Regions from separate parts of the Homo sapiens genome. Here region 2 is linked to region 1. A link is a contact called in ENCODE Hi-C or POLR2A ChIA-PET data. All regions are on one chromosome and are shown on one strand. Each heading gives the region's core, a stretch centred on a gene start or an enhancer-like site at or near the end of the contact. The rest is flanking DNA. Distances are from core to core; before and after follow the strand shown. Region 1 overlaps PEMT (phosphatidylethanolamine N-methyltransferase). Region 2 overlaps RAI1 (retinoic acid induced 1).

Region 1 (5,452 bases), core at 197-2,696:
AAAACAGTTCCTCCCTGATAGCGGGGGGGATCAGCAGGGCTGGGCACAGAGACTCTCTCTCCTCGCCAGTACAGCCTGGATTGAAAATACCATGTTCTGTGCTCACTGTGCTCCCCACCACCCCCCTCTGGAACGTGTCCCGTGACCCTCTGAGGACACAGACGTTCGTGGTTCTCTGTCACCCAAAGGGAGGGACAGGACAGAACAGCACAATCTCTGCCTGTTCCAGGGCCTGCTGCCGCTCGGTTTCTCTGGGGACGATCTTCACAGCTTTTCTGTGCCACCGATTAGGTCGAATTTGAAACAAGAGTCCATTTGAGCTTTGCAGATGCACAGCTGGGACGGAATTTGGGGTCCCCTGTGGCACTTGGGTGTCAAGGGGTGTGTGCACAAGCCACACCTGAACGGTCTGCTTCAGGACCCCCCTTCCCCCCACTCCCCGCAGCTATCGAGGGTATGCCACAGCACCTCCTACCACCACACAGTTCAAAACCAAACAAGAACAGAAGTGTCGGGCTCAGGCTGCATTCGGATCCCATCATTTATTGTCATGCATTTGTGTGATTGTTGTAGACTTCAACAGTTTTTAGTTGACAATTACTTGTATTCATTCATTTTCCAGCCCGCTTATTCTAGTTCAAGGTCGCAGGTGGCTAGAGCCTCTCCCAGGGCACAAAGCCTGGACAGGACGCCGTTCCATCACAGGACACACTCGCACCCACACCTGGTCAGACTGGGACCACTTAGATGTCCAGTTCACTGAATGTGCACATCTCGGAGATGTGAAAGAAAGCAGAGTACAGAGAAAGCCCACGGAGTCGTGAGAGCACACAAACTCCACACAGGCAGTGGGTGCAGAAGGGAATCAACTTTTTATCATCAACGTTGTAACTAAAGGACGTTATTCCAGACCCTGCTGCAGATCTTGCATGTACCTGCCCACGTGTGCAGATTGGTGGTATCAGGTGGTTTAATTTAGCACTGTGCATAGTAGGAAAAGTTGGAAATAAACCAAATGACCATCAGTGGGAGAACGGGTGCAAAGGTCAGCACCTGGGAAATGCTAATAAACGTTAATTACTGTTGTTATTATGGGACCGTAATCCTCGACTGTTGATGAAGGAAATGATGTTGAACGCCATGCAGAAGGCTGCAGAGAACATCTCAGGAAGGGACCCAAGACACCGGAAAGGGGTTCAGGGGAAAGGGATTCAAGGGGCACATTGTCACTATCTGCCTTTTTGTGCTGTTGGAATTTTCATCACGCATCAGTGTTAACTGCTTAAAATTTTAAAATTTTGAACATAATAACTGCAGACTAAACCTGTCCCAGAGGCAAGGGGCAGAGGGCCACACACGGTGGTGAGCTGGAGCTGACAGGCGCCTCTGAGGCCCAGCAGGGTGGAGAAGCTGGCGCGGGCTTGCAGGCCTCCACAGCAGCCCAGCCCAGTCCCTGATGAGAAGACAAGCTGGCGTGGGAGTGGTCGGGCCTGTCTGGGGCTGAGATGCTTTCACTCTACGTAGGATTCCAACTGGCCTGTCACAGGATGCCCCGAACAGCAGATAAGCAGCAGCAAAACAGGAGGGGCACGGGACAGGCACCAGGCACCATAAGCAGCAATGTGACACTGGAAGGAGGGGCCAGAAACACTGAACAAGGAGAGTCCTGAAAAAGTGTAGCACCCTCGGCCACCAGCGCAGGGCATGAGGGCCGTGTGTCCCAGCTCTGGTGAGCTGCTGGTCAGCGACCCCTCGTCACCATGACACGGTTGGATGGAGGAGGGCAGGGAACCTACCTGAGACTGAGACGGACGGTTAATTTTTTAAAGAGACGATACAAAAAAACTTCAGGCATTTAAAGTTCCACTGAAGGCTGGGCGCATTGGCTCATGCCTGTAATCCTTGCACTTTGGGAGGCCGAGGCGGGCAGATCACCTAGGTCAGGGGTTCGAGACCAGCCTGGCCAACATGGCGAAACCCCGTCTCTACTAAAAATACAAAAATTAGTCAGGCACGGTGGTGCGTGCCTGTAATCCCAGCTACTTGGTAGGCTGAGGCAGGAGAATCACTTGAACCTGGGAGGTGGAGGTTGTCTCTACAAAAAATACAAAAATTAGCCGGGCATGGTAGCGCATACCTGTAATCCCAGCTACTAGGGAGGCTGAGGCAGGAGAATTGCTTGAACCCAGGAGGCGGAGGTGGCAGTGAGCCGAGATCTCACCACTGCACTCCAGCCTGGGCGACAGAGGGAGACTCTGACTCAAAAAAAAAAAAGTTTCACTGAATACTGGAGAATTCTCTGATGCAAAATGGGTTCCTCCCGAGGGTCCTGGGTAAATGGGTATTTCATCTGCCATTTGGGATTCTCATGTCTAATAAGGGCCTTGCCTGAAACGGCCACCACCGTCCCTCCCATCCCTGACCCGGTGCTGATCCCCGTGAGGAGACACCTCTGTGGGTGAGACGCTGCTCCTCACCCGCGGCGCACCCAAGCCCCATCAGGGCGGTGGGGAGTCCACCCCCATTCCCGGTTGGGGGGTGTGGGTGCCACGGAGACCTGCAGGCTGCAGAAATGCGGCCACGGTGGCCCTGCGTGGAGATGCCCCTCTCATGGAAATGTGCTTGATCCATAATTAACAAGGGGGCAAGGCCATGCTGTCGTTTTCTTTTTTAATCACTCTGCTGTCGTTTCGACATGGAGACCCAAGATCTAAAATTAGGCCACTGGATCCCGCACCTGACTTTCTGAGCTCCCCAGGGCAGGGGCGTGTCTCAGCGCTGACAGTGAAGAGGTGTCAAATCTGTGCTCAGGGAACAACCTTTTCTGAACACACTGCTCCCTGCATCCCTCATCCCTTGCCCCCTTTCCCCCAGGCCAGGAGCCTTGGCTGGAGGGCGGCCCAGCGCCCCGTGAGTCCACTCTCCTCTGTAGAGTCCCAACCCCTCACTGGCCTCCCAGAAACCCCAATCGCAACCTTTTCTTCATGGAAACCAGCATGCAGGTTTCCATTTAGGTGTGAAGGTGCCTGGCCGGCTGGGGGATTAGGAAGGCTTTGCTGTCCCCACACACGGTGTCCTCAGGGACCTGTATCCATGGCCAGGAAGAAGTTAATGTCACTGCCTTCCTCTATTCAGGCCCCAAAGTTTGGGGCAGGGACAAAGAACAAGGTGTCAGGGCCCCACCCCACCCTCCAGGAGGGGTGATCTGGCAGCTGGGTGGGGAAGGCGTCCCACCTCACCGTCCTGGCTCAGGGCAGTGTCCGCCCAGAACTTGGCTGCGGGGATGCAGGGCGCCTGCACACTTCGGACTTTCCCTGTCCTCCCTGTAACTATCCCTGTCTTCTGTGGAGGCTGTGAGAAGCCGACAAGAGATGGAAAGAGCGTAGGCAACCACACACACAGGCCCTTACCAGCGGCCACCCGGGTCTGCTTGTGGTGCCACTGTCCCAGAATGACCCCTCACATGAAATTGTGCTCCAGCCCCTCACTCTGGATCCCCCCAACTCTGCACTTTTTAAGCCCACAGTGGCTCACAAGCCCACGATGGGCCCGCGTCCACCCAATGGCCAGCACTAACCTGACCCAGCACCCCCTGCTCAGTTCAGCTCCCACGCGTGGCCTTCTCGCAGGACAGCCACGTCCAGCACCTTCAGCAGGTTCTCCCCGGCAGCACTTGGCAGTCAGATGTGGCCAGACGGTCCCTTCCAGGTCTGTACCCTACGTGGAAAGCTGAGCCAAATCTAGAAACTTCTCTGGACAACTCTCCTCAGTTCCCTACTATGTCCTCTGCCTGTCCTGAAAGCTGCCATGTCCCTGCCACGACAGGAGAGGAGCCGCACTTGGGGGAACCACTCGCCCTCCCTCCCCGCTGCCCGGCAGTCACAGCCCTCCCACCCAGAGCACACCCAGCCAGGGGTGGGGTGGGGGGCTCCTCTGGGCAGGAGGGTCTGGAGGCTTCTGCGGGAGGAGGCACTGGACCTGAGACCTGGCCCGTGAGCAGGAACTGGCTGTGAAGGCCAGCAGAGGCCAGGCTCGGGGCCTGGTAGCCGGGATCCTGCAGCCAACAGCAACCCTTTCAGCACCTGCTCCGTTCTGTCCTCTTGTCTGTTTCTCTCACAGACATACCTTGTGCAGAGAAGGTGTTTGGTTTTCAGTACAAAGAAGACAGCGTTAGAGACCCGGCCCCCTCCCCTCAGCCACAAGGCAGTGGGAGGCTGGCCTCTGTCCCTCGGTAAACAAGGGTGCAGTTCCTGACAATCCATGAAGAGAAGATGCTGCCCCAGATGTTCACAGCCCCCCTCCCATGTCCTACTCTAGAGAGAGCTGTCGTGGCCCCAAAGGCATGAACGTGGCCCTCCGTGCACGGCAAGCAGTACAGGAACGTGTTCGGAAGGCAGAGTGCGCGGCCAACAGCGTGGGCAGCTTGCCTCCCTGCTCTGGCTGCTTTTAAGCCAGCAAACGTGAGCTGCGAGCGGCACAGGCTGAGGCAACGGAGCCGCTTCCCTGCAAGGTTTCATCAGTGACGGCCAGAGTGAATTCAGCAGATTTTTAAAATTTTTATTATTTTTATTTTTAATTTTTTGAGACAGAGTGTCTCGCTCTGTCTCCCAGGCTGGAGTGTAGTGACAGGATCTTGGCTCACTACAACCTCTGCCTCCCGGCTTCAAGCAGTTCTCCTGCCTCAGCCTCCCGAGTAGCTGGGATTACAGGTGCCCGCCACCACTCCTGGCTAATTTTTGTATTTTTAGTAGAGACAGGGTTTCACCATGTTGGTCAGGCTGATCTCAAACTCCTGACTTCAGGTGATCCACCCACCTCGGCCTCCCAAAGTGCTAGGATTACAGGCACGAGCCATCGCGCCCGGCCAGCAGATTTTTTTAAAGGTCCCACAGCACAGAAGTGAAAGGGAGCACATAGCTACTCATTCAAGGCCATGCACGGCCTCCACTGGGGATGCGGATGGGCACCAGAGTGACCACACACACATGCATGAGCACTAATGGGCACAGCTCTAAACCCTGCAGAGGGACCAACTCACTGGATTCTCACGATGATCCTACAAGCAGGTACTCCCACTATGCCCATTTAACAGAGGAGGAAACTGGAGCCCAGAGTGAGGACATGGCTTGTCCATGTCACCCAGCTGGGAAGCCATGGAGCTCTGCAGAGCACTGTACCCACCCCCAAGAAGAAGGGCGACACGGAGGGATGGGGCCGAATTAGGGAAGAGCCAGAGCTGCCTGGAGACAGCAGTGGGACACTTTCTGCTACGGCCAGAGCACGGGGAAGCGGAGGAGATGCTCACCAGCACCTGTCACAGCTCAGCCCGGCCCACCTCCCGAGCCTCGGCTCCCACCTGTCACAGTGTGCTGCCCTGGACAAGTGCCCTCCACCTCAACAGTTTCCCCTGCAAGGTGAGGAGGAACTTTCCAGAACTGCCACCTCTAGGCCT
Region 2 (5,585 bases), core at 148-2,647, 180 kb after region 1:
AAAGCTGAGGATCCAAAGCAGATGCAGTGAGGGGGTGGGACTGTAGGTCTCTGGGGACCCTAGTGGTTGCGTCCTTGCCCCATGCCTCAGTTTACTTGTCAGAGACCTAACCTTGGATCTGTTCAGGAGCAGAGGCAGATGTTGGCACAGATATGAGGTATGAAGGAGTGGTGTGGGGGATGGGGTGCACCTTAAAATCTCTCTCTGGCCCGAGATTCACCCCAGGAGACCCCCCGGGGAGAAGGGAAGGAGAGAGAGAGGGAAGAAAGAGTTGAAGCAGAGACAGTATTCCCCATCAGAGGACAGGGACTTTCTGCCCCCTCCCCTGCAGCACACCAACCATCCGTGTGCCTCTGATCCTGCTTGTGTATTGCTTAAGGGGTTTGTGTGCCTTCCAGCTTGGGCATGTGTTGTGCATGCGTGCCTCTGTGTGTGTGTGTGTCCGTCCCTGTGTGTGTCCCCTCTGTGGTGTCAGTCTCTGATCCCATTTGTGCATTTCTGGGGGGAAGGGAGGGTGCCCCCGAGCTCGGTCTTGTGTGTGCGCGTGCATGCATGTGTGCATGTCTGTGTGTGAGCACACTGTTTCCTCCTAATGGCCCCAGGAGGGATCCAGGCATCAGGCTTTTGTGCTGCTTCAAGGTTGTGGCTGGGTGGGCGAAGAGAGGGAAGGCCTTCGACAGGGAGGGGTGGGGTTGAGGGAGGCAAAAGAAAATCTTAAAAGACCGTCTTCCCTCTGGTCTCCAAGGAGATCAGGCTGTGAAATGATCCGCACGTTAATTAAAAACGATTATATCCTGATTGAGCCATTCCTGCTCACATCCCCCAGCCAGGGAGAGGAAGAGGCTGAGAGCAGAGGATGCAAAATGGGGTAGGGTCCAATGGCAGGGCATAGCCAGGTGGAGCCACAGCCCACGGAGGGGAGCACAGGCTGGGGGAGTCAAGTGGGAAGGTGTTGAGGGGCACGTGCCCAAGTCTGATTGGAGCTTCTCCTTTGAATTTTAGGGACTGTCTTCCAGTGGTGGTCTCTGAGATCCCAGGAGTGGGTGGCAGCCACCCAGCCCCATGGATCTCCACTCATATGCCAGGCACTGAGCTTGTTGTTTGCACAGATCCTGCAAGTCAGCGCTTGTGGTTCCAGTTTTACAGAGAAGTGACATGCTTGAGGTCATGCAGCCAGGAGTTGGGAGCCCCAGATTGGACCCAGTCCTCTGACCCCGAGGCCCAGATGCCCTTCATAGCTCCTAGCTGCCCCCAGATTCCCACCATGAGCCCCTACCTCTGCAGGACCCCTGGGAGGCTGGGGCCTACCATGACAAGAACTTCTCCATGGCGCCCCTGAGGTGGTTCCTTGCTGAGGTCCGAGCAGCACAGGGCTGGGCGGCTGTGATGTCCATTCACGTGGGGAGCTGGGTGACTCACTAGCCTGGAGCAGCCTTGGGCTGACTCAGGTCACCTTTGCCAACCTGGGCAAGGCCTGCCTCGCCCCACCTTGCTCCTCCCCAACACTGGCTCATGGTTCCACAGCAGACCAGCCACAGGTGCCCCGTGAGGCTCAAGACACTGTATCCACACTGCTGGGTACCTGTGCCATGTCTTTTCTGGAAGGAGTCTGGGCCTGGTCACGCTGGGCCTTGCCTGGTTATCTGTCTGCTGTAAGCCTTGTAAGGACTACGGTGGTAGAAAAGAGTAGTGGTAACAATAAACCAGACGACCCTCCACCTCCACCCCAGCATCAGGTGTTGCGGGGTTCACAAGCGTGGCAGATCTCAGCATTTGTGGGACCTGCCTGCTGCCATACCTCTGCCCACTCCCATCCACCCATGTGCCACCTCTGTGTTCCCTGAGCCCAGCTTCTCCGAGAGGAGGAGACCCACTGTGGCTTGGCCACACCCAGAAGCAAGTGAGATCGCTGGCCACGAGTGGGGGCTTTTTCTGCTTCTCTGAGCCTCAGTTTCCCCTTTGTATAATGGGGATGATAGCTTTTTCCGGAGAGGACTGACAAGAGAGTAAGGAAAACCAGGTCAAGTTTGTTCAAGTGCCTGGCAGCCCTGGAACGCACACAGAGGCCCATTTGTGCATTTGTGCAACTGTCCATCCGTTCAGGGCACTTGTGTGTTGCCACAGGCCTTGGGTTTGCTGGCTTCTGGGGAGGGACACACACTGTCACATTTCAGTGCTTTCTAGGAGACAGTCTGGGGCTCAGGTGACTGTCATCTCAGCATGAGCCTCTAGGGGGCAAAGATGCTCACTGGACCCACCTGAGGCTATGTTAGCAAAGGTAGAGTGGGAGAAGGGAGAGATGTTTCTGCTGGGGTAGGTCCTAGTGAGATTTGCTGAACCTGGTCCCACATCTTAGCAGGAGCCAGAAACAGTATCACGAGGCATCAGAGGGGCGGGCAGAACAGGAAGTCAGCATCCACCTGTTCCCCAAGGCAGAACTGGGAGAGAGGCAGGCAGATGTTCACTCATTCCACAAAAAGCCCTTTGCACTGAAGCAGGCAGAGAGACCCTGCCTGCGCTGGGTCATCCCTGCAAGATGCCACCTTTCAGGAGAACAGTTTTTGTGATGTTGGTATCTGCCTTCCTCCTAAATATCCCCTTCCTGCCCTTCCCAGGGCCTGAAATGCTTCCGTTAGTCACTGCCGAGGTCAGAGCATGGAAGGCCCTGATTAAAATGCAAACTGTTACTTGGAGGAGTGATCAGAAGATGAACTCATGTTTGCATAATGCAGAGGCCACCCACCCCTAGGCCCCGCAGGGCCGGGCAGGCAGTGCTGATGGGGTTGTGGTGGCTGCCTGGCCCTCATGGGGCGCGGTAGCTCAGCTCTGCCAGGGCAGCCCATGGGGATGCAGCCCATGGCGCCTGTTGCCCACTGTCTCAGGAACAGGATTAGATGTTGACATGACACTTCCTGGTCTGTATATGTTGTCACCTAATTCAGCAGCACCCCTACGACCAGATTTAGACCTGGGGCCACTAGTGCAGCCTCCTGGCTTCAATGCTGCTGCCCAGTGATCACTGTGACCATCCTGCAATACAAGTGGGGCAGGGACGGCAAAGCTGGGGCTCCCAGAGGGGAGCTCCCCTGCCCAAGTCTAGGCCAGTGAGGCCCTGCCAGGGCTGAGGTGTCATATGAGGTGCTGTCACCAGACTGGGGGACCGAGGCACAAGATGAGACTTTGTTGGCCCAGGAGGGTAGGCTGGAGGAGGCCTTTCCAAGTGTGGCACGGGGCGGAGAGGCAGAGAAGCTTTGCCGGTGTCACTCTTCTGTGGGTGTCCCAGCCACAGGGGCCTTACTTCGGGCCCACTCGCAGCCTGGGACCTTGGGCTAGAGTCCCTGAGTGGCCGAGAGAGAGCCCTTTCTAGGAAGCAGGGCAGGCGATGCCCAAGGAGGCAGGCTCTGCAGGAGCTGGGAACTGCCAGAGCATCAGGCATGGTGCCAGCCTGGTATGCTTCTCATACCCACCCAGCCCTTGGTAGCCCTCCTAGAGGTGAGGACGTGGGAGCAGAGGGGCCACACACATAGGGTGTCGGGACCAGCCTGAACCGGGTCAGCCTGACCCTGCACTTGGGGTGCCTGGCGGCCAGGCCTGTCCTGCACATCTGATTCATGCCTCGTTTACAGGCTGTGTTTCATTCCCTTCAGTCCTTCCACAGTGTCTGCTGATGGCGCCAAGGTTCTGGCCCAGATGCCCTGGCGAAGGCACCCAAAGGGACAGGGGCTGGGTCTCCAAGGGGAAGCATTTTGCTGCAGAAGGAAGGGTGTTGGCTGCAGGACACAGCATGCCAGAGGCCTGGGGGTGTGGGTGGCGAGCAGGTGGGATTGGGGAGGTGGAGGCAGGGACTGAGGCCAAAAAGGAGTCTGGGCCTTGACTGCTTGAAGGGTTTTATCTTGAAGGCAGTGGGAAAAGATGGGTGCTCTGGGCAGTGAGCACCGCTGGAGCAAAGTCTCGGCAGTGGGAACACACAGGGACAATGAGGAGAGGCTTAAGAGGATCAGAAGAGGACCCAGGTGGGGCCTCAGTTTCCTCCCTGAGAACTCCTGAGTCCTCTGGGGTGTGGGCTGGATGAGAGCAGCCTCCCTCCTCCTGGAGCTGCTGTGCAGGCCTAGAATGCTGGTCTAGAGGGAAGCAGGGACCTGACCATCTCCCCAACCTCTTGCCTAAGCCCAGAGCAGCTCGGCCTAGCCCTGCATCCCCTGTGAGCTGAGCACTGGGAGGGACTGTTCAGTCTCGGCTGAGAAGTAGGTGATGGTCCTGGGGGACTGATAATTAAAGCTCAGCAGATTATAATTCCCTGAAAGAAAGCTCAGCACAGAGAGGGAGGAACAGTGCCCAGAGCCTTGGCACAGGCTGGAGGAGGATTGCTGGGGGAGGTGGTGGTGGGGGGAATAAGAATGATACCTGGAACCATCGTGTTCAGAGCTTCCTCTCGGTGAGGCCTCCTAGGTGCCCAGCCCTGGGCACTTTGCTGTTTCCAGTCTTCAGACCCTCCTTGCCAATGAAAGGTTCCTGCCATCCCCATTTTACAGATGAAGAAACTGAGGCTTGGAAAGGTCTGGCAACTGTGGTTCAAGGCCCATGGCTGGTAAGAAGTGAGCCTGCGGCTAAACCCTGGGCTGTGTTGGGAGCGTTGGCCTCCTTACTGAGAAGAAGGCACTGCTTAACTCAGAGAGAGGCTGTCTGATGGCAGAGTCCTGGGCAGGCCACAGGCCTGAAGCAGGAACAGGTTGGAGCAGGGAAGACCCCTCAGGACATTCCCCATGTTTGTGGCCTTCTGTCTGGGAGAGGGGGATGGGATCAGGGGTCACACTGTGGTGACTGGATCTGCCATTCACTTAGTCACCTGTTGTGTGATGCCAGGCAGGTGACGTCCTTCCTTGGGCATCTCCTCTATAAAGGGCTTGTGTTCTCCTGGGGTTTGCAGGCTTCTTTAAGAATCTCTTCCTCCCTCATTAATCCTACAGGTCCCAACTGAGCCTGTTCTCATGCCAGGAGCTCCTGGCACACTCCTTTCATCACCTGCCGGAGCTGGGCTCTATTATCATCCCTATTTGACAGAAGAGCACACCAAGGCCCAGAGGCTACTGCTGCCTGGCGGTCAGCCTTCTCCTCACCAGTTAAACCTGCTTCGTGCAGTCCTGCTGCCCAGCTTGTTGCTCCTGCCTGTCTCCTTGGCCCTGCCTGGAAGACCCTCACTTTCCCATGCCCTGTGCAGAGCCTACCACCTCCTCTGCCATCTCTTCCACAGAGAGGCCAGGGCTTGAGCACATAGGCCAGAGGTTGTCCTCTGGCAATGCCCCCAGGTGGGCGCTGTTTGGCCAGCCCAGGCTTTTAAAAATAACATTGGATTTCACATAAAAATTCTACATTTTGCTTCCCTGAAAAAAAAAATCAGGTCGGCATTGCAGGGCCACACACCCACAGGGCACTATCGGCAGAGCTACCATGGGACTGCCACCTTCTGAGTCACCTGGTTCCCTGCAGTTCCCACTCATGTGCCAGCTGGGCCCTGGCACTCTGGAGCTTGCCACCCTGCTTAGACCTGGGTTCCTGCCCTGGCATCCTGGCTTTCCCTGATCCGA

What was found. Hi-C counts contacts between places; a loop is a spot of excess contacts on that map. ChIA-PET counts read pairs that join two places held with the same protein, here RNA polymerase II (POLR2A).
Region 2: a loop to region 1 is called in a map of breast epithelium, with 8 times the contacts of the local background. The contact joins two enhancer-like sites. A Hi-C loop is called at or near these places in 1 of 168 maps with a recorded cell type or tissue (breast epithelium). POLR2A ChIA-PET finds 5 or more read pairs at or near these places in 1 of 52 experiments (AG04449).

The regions. Positions count from the first base shown.
Region 1 is chr17:17,550,050-17,555,501 of GRCh38, forward strand. The region is part of intron 2 of PEMT (phosphatidylethanolamine N-methyltransferase); the gene reads right to left. Among named protein-coding and RNA genes, the nearest start is that of PEMT, 39 kb to the right of the region's middle. RefSeq lists an enhancer at 2,934-3,739. Within about 2 kb of position 1,447, at least 6 of the 41 ENCODE cell types and tissues checked have a DNase peak (open chromatin) inside an H3K27ac peak, as active enhancers do.
Region 2 is chr17:17,727,619-17,733,203 of GRCh38, forward strand. All of the region lies in intron 2 of RAI1 (retinoic acid induced 1), which reads left to right. Among named protein-coding and RNA genes, the nearest start is that of RAI1-AS1, 36 kb to the right of the region's middle. RefSeq lists silencers at 2,037-2,331, 2,046-2,244, 2,274-2,333. Within about 2 kb of position 1,398, at least 9 of the 41 ENCODE cell types and tissues checked have a DNase peak (open chromatin) inside an H3K27ac peak, as active enhancers do.